Regions from separate parts of the Homo sapiens genome. Here region 2 is linked to region 1. Evidence: chromatin loops called from intact Hi-C (ENCODE). Cell type or tissue: K562. All regions are shown on one strand.

The links. Peaks named below come from ENCODE experiments on the same cell type or tissue, not always from the same donor. Only the 100,000 strongest peaks of a DNase experiment are listed, where the experiment ranks them.
Region 2: it touches region 1 in a loop (2.7-fold over the local background); 1 of 110 quality-filtered maps calls a loop at or near these places.

Annotation. Positions count from the first base shown.
Region 1 is chr18:1,047,645-1,052,644 of GRCh38, reverse strand. LOC107985165 (a long non-coding RNA gene) reads right to left here. Exons shown (of 3, transcript XR_001753317.1): 2 at 2,457-2,625. Among named protein-coding and RNA genes, the nearest start is that of LINC01904, 120 kb to the right of the region's middle. In K562, no CTCF peak of the experiment used is centred here; a DNase peak (open chromatin) is centred at 2,464.
Region 2 is chr18:965,789-970,788 of GRCh38, reverse strand. The region is part of intron 1 of LOC107985165 (a long non-coding RNA gene); the gene reads right to left. Among named protein-coding and RNA genes, the nearest start is that of LINC01904, 40 kb to the right of the region's middle. In K562, no CTCF peak of the experiment used is centred here; a DNase peak (open chromatin) is centred at 2,428.

The DNA.
Region 1 (5,000 bases):
AAAAGTTCCTTTGAAGATCTCAGAAAACATTAAGGCAATACTGGCTGGTCTTTGATTGACCACAAGCACCCACAGGCTTCACATCATTTTTGGCATCTCTTTCCCCAGTGAGATGCTGCAGGCACAAAACATGGAACCAAGGAACTATGCTGAGCTAAGGCAGTTCCCCTTTTCTTTTAGATACATTTCTTTCAAATATTCTATTATCATTAAAAGACAGGACACAGGAACAGATCTGTATCTGTCTCCAAACCTAACTAAGGGTTGTAACAAATTTTCCACAGGCATTTTAATTGATCTTTCCATGAAATGTAAAGGCAAGGTATCTATTAGTTCCTTTCCTTTCATTTAGCAGTAAAATATTAGATAGGCAAGAGAAAAGGATGCGAAGCAATAAAAGATAGCAAGGAAACAGTCAGATTTTAATACATGGAATTAGGATGACTTGTAGTTTTATATTGCCAGGCTTTAAGAGAATTACCATATAATGATGGATATTTGGGGAAATCACCAGGATATGAAATTAATTTCTCAGCCTGGAACTTTAATTTGGCACATGAAGAATTAATACATAATTAAAACCAAATATCCTTTATTAGCCATAATTCTCCCCAGCAAAAATTATTTTGTTCGCCCACCCAGCAACCCTCATCTCCACTCTGAGGTGCTGATTCATGACATGGTGTCATCACTTGCCTTTATTTTTAAACTGAAAGAACTAATGTAATTAAACCCAATTTCATCTGTTGCTCGTAACTACAGAATCAAGTCAATAATTAAAAATAAGATTGGGAGATCCCTGCCCTACTAGACTTAGTTAAAAATATTTTCACAAGGAAGTATTTTATACCAGGATAAAGAAGAAAAGATTTAAGGATACAATCACCAACTTGTAAAAATGCATTTCAGTCTTTCAAGGGTAACTTTTCCTGCACAGAATACACACTTTTATGCCTCCATGTTTCAGATGCAACTGTTCCCTCATGCCCAGAACTCCTCATCCCCACACTTTTTTGTTAACTACATATCTCATTTTTTAAAGGCCAGTCCAGATGCTTCCTCCTTCCTAGGAATTCCTATATCACCACATAGCAGGTCATTCTTTCTAGTTCCCACTCTTACCCTTCTGTCACTGGTCATGCACTAAGCCTAGGCATTGGAGAAAAGTAATTTGGGTGTGATGCATTCATGAAGAGCTGATGGGCAGGTACTTTATATTATAAGCCAGAGAAGAAAGGCAGGTAAATGCTGCCTTAACATCATAAAGCCAGGTCATTCCTGAGAAATATTAGGAAGAAATGTTTCAAATATTTTAATTAATATGAAAATATTAATAATCAATATTGAAATATGAATTTCTTGTTTAAATGTGGAAGAAAATATCAAATATCTGATGAAGAGGTATCAATAATCAGGCTCTGGGAGGAAGCAGCTGCCAAACCAAGTAAAAATCCCTTATGATTTCCCTCCTGCCCTCAACGCTGACCCATTTACAGGATCCTCCTCACCTCTTTGCTCAGCAATGCCAATAGAGCAGAGGGGAAGAAGAAGCCTGGCATCCATCAGACAATGGAAGCAGAGAAATCAACAAAATTAATGAAGAGAATATGTGGATTGAGATTCATATACATGAGAGGATGGAAGAGAAATTCATGAAACATCCCAAGATAGAATCAGGACAACAAAAGGGCACCGAGAACACCTACAGGGAATAAGTTAAAGAGAAAATAAAAAGGGGAAGAAAGGAGTAAGGAACAGAGGAGTGTCTGTGCGGGACAGCCCTCCAAGGGAGGAAGCATCCAAGACAAGGAAGGTTAAATACCCTCACCATGGTCATCTCACTGGTCTCCTCCCTTAGGGTCACTGAGCAGCAAGGAGTATAAGTCACGGAAAAGGACTCTGCAAGACAACCAGGAAAACTAACTCCCCTACCCCTCCAAGCCCCACCCCCCGCCCAAAAAAGCGCTGCTCTTGGTTTGCACTTCTGTTTGACATTGATGACATTTTACTGTGCTTAGGTATTTACTTGTCTCTCTCTCCAAACTTATAGAAGAAATCGTGTTTCTCTTTTCCTCTGGTGTCAGACCCAGCCCTCTGCCCATTGTAGTTATTTGTAGTGAACACTGTGAATTGCCCACCAGTGTCCACTGCTTGCTTTTTTCGTTCTAGTGGAACCCTCACTTTGTTCAGGTAACACTCTTTCCAACTCCAATGGGACCATCCATGGGGTATAGGCCAGGCTTTAGGACTGAGTTTATTTTTTGTCTTTTTAATGACATAAATTCATCAATGGTGCTAGCTTGGATACTCATGCCCTAAATTACAGGTCTGGAGGTATTCAGCACCTCCTCTCCCTGAAATAAAGTTTAATTATTCCAGCTATAGTGATTGTTCCCCAGACAAAAATGCTTACTCATGACAGAGCTCAACAGTTACTGAGTCATGCACACACCCACCTCCAAGCCTGCCATGTTTCCTCATGTATTTGTCTCTTTGCCTCTTCTTCCCTTTCTGTGCCCTGGTCTCTTTATCTTGAGGGTTTTCTCTCGTCCACCTCTCTCTATCTTCTGCTGCTGTCTCCATTTTGCTATTCCTTCTCCTCCACTCAATTTTCTTTTTTGTTTCCTATTTCACCAGAATATTAAATGTAATTATTTATATATTTATTTGTGTTAATAAAGCTTTAGCTAATATCTGGTTTTTTTAAAGCAAGCGAGTTGAGCATTTTAATCTCTTTTTTGAAAACTCAATAAAATTGCTTTCTTTTATTTAAAAACTTCTCAATTGATTTTTACCTGAAGAGTCAGAAATACTCTATAGAAAAATAATTTCTTCAAAAGAAATATATCCCTTGAATTAATATCCAGAATACATAAGGAACTCAAAAAACTCAATAGCAGAAAAATAATAATAATAATCCAACTTTTAAAATGAGCAAAAGACCTTAATAAATATTTCTCAAAAAAAAAAAAAAAAAAGACATACAGATGGCCAACCTGGTATATGAAAAAATGCTCAACATCACTAATCATTAGGGAAATGCAAATCAAAACCACAATGAGATATGATCTTTCTCTAGTTAGAATGGCTATTATCAAAAAGACAAAAGATAACAAGTGTTGGCAAGCATGTGGAGAAAAGGGAACCCTTACACATTGTCGGTGAGAATAAAATTAGTACAACCAATATGGAAAACAGTATAGAGGTTTCTCAAAAAGTTAAAAATTGAAATATCATATGATCCACCAATCTCACTACTGGGTATATATCTAAAGGAAATGATATCAGTATGTTGAAGAGACATCTGCACTCCCATGTTTATTGTACCACTATTCACAATAGCCAATAAATAAAATCAGCATAACTGTTCATCAACAGATGAATAAAGAAAACAGCATATGTATATACACAATGGAATACTAATCAGCCATAAAAAAAGAATAAAATCCTCTCATTCACAACAATATGGATGAACCTGGAAAACAGTATGTTAAGTGAAATAAGCTAGGCACAGACAAATACTGCAGGATTTCAGTCATATGTAGAATCTAACAAAAAAATGATCTTACAGAAACAGAACAGTGGATACCACAGATTGGGAAAGGTAGAAAGAAGGGGGAAATGGGGAGAGATTGACTGGTCAATGGATACAAAGCTACAGCTAGATAGAATAAGTTCTGGTGTCCCATTGCACCATGACTATAGTTAACAATAATGTTTTGAATGTTTCTATATAGCTGGAAGAGAGGATTTTGAATGTTCTCACCACAAAGAAATAATAAATGTTTGAGGTGATAGATATGCTGATTACCCTCATTTGATAATTACATGACATATACATGTACATGAAATCCATCAACCTTGGCAGAAATGCCAGCAATTTTTCTGTTATTTTATATAGGTATATGGTGTGCAAGAAAAGTTATCTAATGTATCTGCGCTTATTATTAAAAATTCATTTTAAAAGATAAATACAGTGGTATAAACTGTACAATTATCCTTTAAGCAACCTCTTTCCACTGGGATAATCAGGAAGCTCCTCATTTACAACTAGAAAGTAGGAGTCCTGGCCCCTGTCTGTGCACAGAAGATTTTAAAGAAGTCATGAGAGTTTTAGAATCTAGCCTAAGGGACACATTAAATTTCCATTGTTCTTAAAGTGGCCAAAATAATATGCATTTTTAAACAACTTCCTGACTCAAAGAGCAGTTTTAAAGTGTGAAATCTGTAGACTAACAGGCTCCTTTTCTGAGAGGACAAACCTCCTAGTTACAGATAGTAAGTATACCCTCTCCTTGATGAAAATAAGGCCATCTTTCAAAGTAACTAGATTGATTTTTTAATCAGTTCCGCCAATCAAAAATGACCCTTACTATTCATTTAGGGATATGATGAAAACCTAGTAAAACCTCACACGTGACTCACTTTAGCCAGAAGCCTAATTAAAAGTCAGATTCCTTCTTCCTTACTCAGCCTCCACTAAATCATAACAATCAGGCCTGTGATGGTCGTCCCTGACCATACAGTACAGGTCGTGCCAAATTAGGTTGAATAATAATGGTAACTATTTATTGAATGGCAAATGCTTTATATGAATTCTCTCTAATATCCACAATAATGGTGAAGGGTAGAAATTTGTATCTCTATTTTATAAATGAGAGTACAGAAACCTGAAAATGTATAAATTGTTCAAGTACAGAATGCCAGGAGGGGAGAAAGCTGGGAATTAAACCAAATGTCCTAACTCCAAAATCCCGGTACCTCTTAAAGCCTCAGTCTCCTAACTTATCTATAAACTATATTTAGTTAAATAGGGTTATTGTTAAAATTTAAGGGAATAAACTACCTAGAATGTTTAGCACAGGGTTGGCACATAGCAAGTATCAATAAATGTTAGCTATAATTACCGCAGAGTCAAAATTAGCTTCACTCTGGTACTTACTCATGTATTTTGGCTTTCTGGGAAAACACAGGATAATTCTCATATGGCAACGAAGCCC
Region 2 (5,000 bases), 82 kb after region 1:
ACAACCTGCTCCTGAATGGCTACTGGGTAAATAACGAAATTAAGGCAGAAATAAATAAGTTCTTTGAAACCAATGAGAACAGAGACACAACATAACAGAATCTCTGGGACACAGCTAAAGCAGTGTTTAGAGGGAAATTTACACCACTAAATGCCCACAGAAGAAAGCAGGAAAGATCTAAAATCAACACCCTACCATCTCAATTAAAAGAACTGGAGAAGCAAGAGCAAACAAGTTCAAGAGCTAGCAGAAGGCAATAAATAACTAAGATCAGAGCAGAACTGAAGGAGATAGAAACACAAAAAACTGTTCAAAAAATAAATGAATCCAGGAGCTGGTTTTTTGAAAAGATTAACAAAATAGATAGACTGCTAGCCAGACTAATAAAGAAGAAAAGAGAGAAGAATCAAATAGACACGGTAAGAAATGATAAAGGGGATATCACCAACCACTGAACCCACAGTACCATCAGAGAATACTATAAACACCTCTATGCAAATAAACTAGAAAATCTAGAAGAAATGGATAAATTCCTGGACACATACACCCTCCCAAGACTAAACCAGAAAGAAGTCGAATCTCTGAATAGACCAATAACAACTTCTGAAATTGAGGCAGCAATTAATAGCCTACCAACGAAAAGAAGCCAAGGACCAGACAGATTCAGAGCCAAATTCTACCCGAGGTACAAAGAGGAGCTGATACCATTCCTTCTGAAACTATTTTAAACAACAGAAAAAGAGCAACTCCTCCCTAGCTCATTTTATGAGGCCAGCATCATCCTGATACCAAAACCTGGCAGAGACACACCAAAAAAAGAAAATTTCAGGCCAATATCCCTGATGCACATCGATGAGAAAATTCTCAATAAAATACTGGCAAACTGAATCCAGCAGCACATCAAAAAGCTTATCCACCATGATCAAGACAGCTTCATCCCTGGGATGCAATGCTGGTTCAACATAGAAGAAAACCTAGGCAATACCATTCAGGACATAGGCATGGGCAAAGACTTCATCACTAAAACACCAAAAGCAATGGCAACAAAAGCCAAAATTGACAAGTGGGATCTAGTTAAGCTAAAGAGCTTCTGCACAGCAAAAGAAACTATCATCAGAGTGAACAGGCAACCTACGGAATGGGAGAAAAGTTTTGCAATTTATCCATCTGACAAAGGGCTAATATCCGGAATCTACAAAGAACTTACACAAATTTACAAGAAAAAAAAAAACAACCCCATCAAAAAGTGGGCAAAGGATATGAACAGACACTTCTCAAAAGAAGACATTTATGTGGCCAACAAACATATGAAAAAAAGCTCATCATCACTGGTCATTAGAGAAATGCAAATCAAAACCACAATGAGATACCATCTAATGCCAGTTAGAATGGCGATCATTAAAAAGTGAGCAAACAAAAGATGCTGGAGAGGATGTGGAGAAATAGGAATGCTTTTACACTGTTGGTGGGAGTGTAAATTAGTCCAACCATTGTGGAAGAAATACCATTTGACCCAGCAATCCCATTACTGGGTATATACCCAAAGGATTATAAATCATTCTGCTATAAAGACACATGCACACATAGTTTATTGCAGCACTATTCACAATACCAAAGACTTGGAACCAACCTAAATGCCAATCAATGATAGACTGGATAAAGAAAATGTGGCACATATACACCGTGGAATACTATGCAGCCATAAAAAAGGATGAGTTCATGTCCTTTGCAGGGGCATGGATGAAGCTGGAAACCATCATTCTCAGCAAACTAACACAGGAAAAGAAAACCAAACACTGCATGTTCCCACTCATAAGTGGGAGTTGAACAGTGATAACACATAGACACAGGGAGGGGAACATCACACACTGGGGCCTGTCAGGGGATGGGGCTAGGGGAGGGATAGCATTAGGAGAAATACCTAATGAAGATGACGGGTTGATGGGTGCAGCAAACCACCATGGAATGTGTATATCTATGTAACAAATCTGCACACTCTGCACATGTATCCCAGAACTTAAAGTATAATTTTAAAATAATAATAAAATAAATAAATAGCCAGGCGCAGTGGCTCACACCTGTAATTCCAACACTTTGGGAGCCCGAAGCAGGAGAATCACCTGAGGTCAGGAGTTCGAGACCAGCCTGGCCAATGTGGTAAAACCCTGTCTCTACTAAAAATACAAAAAATTAGCCAGGTGTGTTGGTGCACACCTGTAATCCCAACTACTCAGGAGGCTGAGGCAGGAGAATCACTTGAACCCAGGAGAGGGAGGATGCAGTGAGCCGATATCGCGCCACTGCACTCCAGCCTGGGCGACAGAGCAAGACTCCGTCTCAAAAAAATAATAATAAAGAAATGTGGAAAGGCTAAGATAAGAGCCTATCACTCAAACCAGAGGGACTTGGTCTATAATGAATGGCAGTGTGTGAAGTCCAAGATTTCAGTCTGGTCTGATTCAGCTTACAAGTATTGTGTTAGACTGCTTCCATACTTGGGTCAGTCCCTGTGTGCAGGAAACCCACCGAAAGTTTTCACCTCTCAGGAAGATGGCTATGGTTTCAATATTTACATATTTTACTTAATTTTCATCCCTCTTTCAAGTAATAGATGCTAGAACCTACCAAGATGCCATGATTGTGATTTGTGTCACAGTCTGCCAACCTAGCCAATGCTCTCTGAGAGATGCTAAGCCTATAATGGAAGCAGGAGAACAAAAACCTTCTGCTCATTCATCATTGGTGGTTGAGGTCAGGTCAATGAATCAGTGCACACTTAGATCCAGGATTGACAATGAAAGAGGATGTGGACACAGTTAGGGGTCCAATTTAATCCATCGTCATCATGCTGTGTGCCTACAAAACACTCCAACCGTTCCACAAATAGGGCAGCCCAGGGCCCCAAGGCCCAATCTCCATCCTCTAGGAGACTGCAACCTACAGATGCAAAATAGATTTTCTTTAAAATGTCATTCGAATGCCTCCTTTCCCTTCTTAATATTTCAAGATTCCAAAGGAGATGAGGCAGTGCCTTTTGCAGTGTTTCAGAGGTTGTCAGTAATTCCCTGCACCTTATTAATTCCTGATGATAAGCCTGCTGCAATGGTGAGGCTTCAGGTGTGTCCTTCAAGAATGATGGAGGTAAGATGGTGGTCCAGGCCAAAGACAGAGACCAAAGGGAATGGCTGGACCAAGAAGACCCAGTGATGACTTTCAACAGCCACCACGTTGAATTCTTATCCAATTTCTTTACCCATCTGCTCAGAAGATACAAGAACACTGTGCCCTATCTTCCAACTTCTGTCTAGGTTTTACTGGCTCAGTGCTATCACTCAGTAATATCAATGCTTCCTATGTGCCGGACAGTTTCCTGGGTTTCTTAAATGTCTATAATTCTTATCCTGAAAGTTTGGCCAGATTACCAGCCTTATCTTGTGTATAAGAAAACTGAGGCACAAAAGTGTGGCTGATAAGTGGAGATGGAATTGAAACCCACACTTCTTGGGCTTCCTGGCCCTCGTGTTTGACTATGATGCAATGGTGCTTCCCAGAAGACAAAACCTAAAACGGTTTGATGCAATCTGGCAGTGGCAGCCCTGTTGTCAGAGACTCAAAACTAACTCTTCCTCCTCTCCAATCTTATCTTCCATCTGTAACACAAGCAACAGAGGAAGCAGAAAAGATAGTGAGTCTGCCGAGCATAAAGTAGAAATGAGGTTGTGTGCTTCAACAGAAACTTGAGGATAAAGGTCCTTTGGGTCACTTCATATTCCAGATACACCAGGAGAGACTTCTCCAGACTCAGTGAACTTGACCATGAAACGGTGGGAGGCTAAGGTCCATGGTCTAAAATTATCACCCAGGGGGCTCCAGACCACAAAGAGAAAGCATGCCTCCCTCCTGCTGCCACCCCAAGGAGCGGCAAGAGAGTGAAAGATGCTGTGAGTCTGTTTCCTGTCACTAATTGTAACTCCAGACTCCCATGGATGCCTATGAGAAGAGGATCTCGTGCAGAAGAAAAAAAAAAAAAGGTGGGTGTCATAACTTCAACAATGTGAGAAAAAGCAAAACAGATCGCAGGAGCCTGCAAGAACAGAATGTAAGAGAACGTGAAATGTTCATGGTTTCAGTCGCATATACAAATTATGAACCAGTTGGGATTCACCAGAAATGTTTTGTGGGCCAACTTTTCAATGCAATGCTTTGCTCAGTCTGGAGAAGTGTGAAGAACTGGCAGCTGACTTACGGTGGCTTGTTTTGAGTGTAAGTCTGGGTTCATCCCAGCAGCTTACATCTCCAGGGCCCTCCAACAACCAGCTGAGTCAGCAACTGCAACCACAAGCCTCCCCATGGAGAAGTTTGTCACTAGAGACACCACACTCGAGTACACCATATTGCAGCTTCCGAAGAAAAGCCCTAGGGTACTCCTCTCCAAATGCCCACAGGATGACTTTACAAAGCCGTTGCAACCAGCCCACACCTATGTCCCCTTCCTGAGTTCCTAGATTTGTACTAGACACATAGTGAGGGCACCCAGTGTTGGGTGCTAAGAACTCTGCCACCAACTTTCACAAGATTAGCTTGTTAACTTCACAACTAACACAGCAAGAATAGGAAGATGACTCAACTGTGGCACAGATAGGGTAGCTGGCTTGCTACCATGTTGTAAGTAATACAGCTAGGATCCAATTCGCTTCACAACGCAGACGAGGGTCTGCTCTGCACAGCAGCAGACACTGTGTTTATCCCAAGATTGCTAAGACATTGCCATGATCTTTGAGGAACTGACAGTCTACTGGAGTGTGCCTCATCTCACGGGTTTCAATCCAGATTTTTCTGCCACCTTTTAAAATACCATAACTACTCCCAAACACTTTATTGTCTGTATTTCATTTTGTGCTTAGCACAGACTATCCAGAAAGGTGTTTATCTTCCTATGTATATGGGCCATATTTCTACCAGGATTTTAAGCTTTTTTATTTTTTTGAGATGAAGTCTCG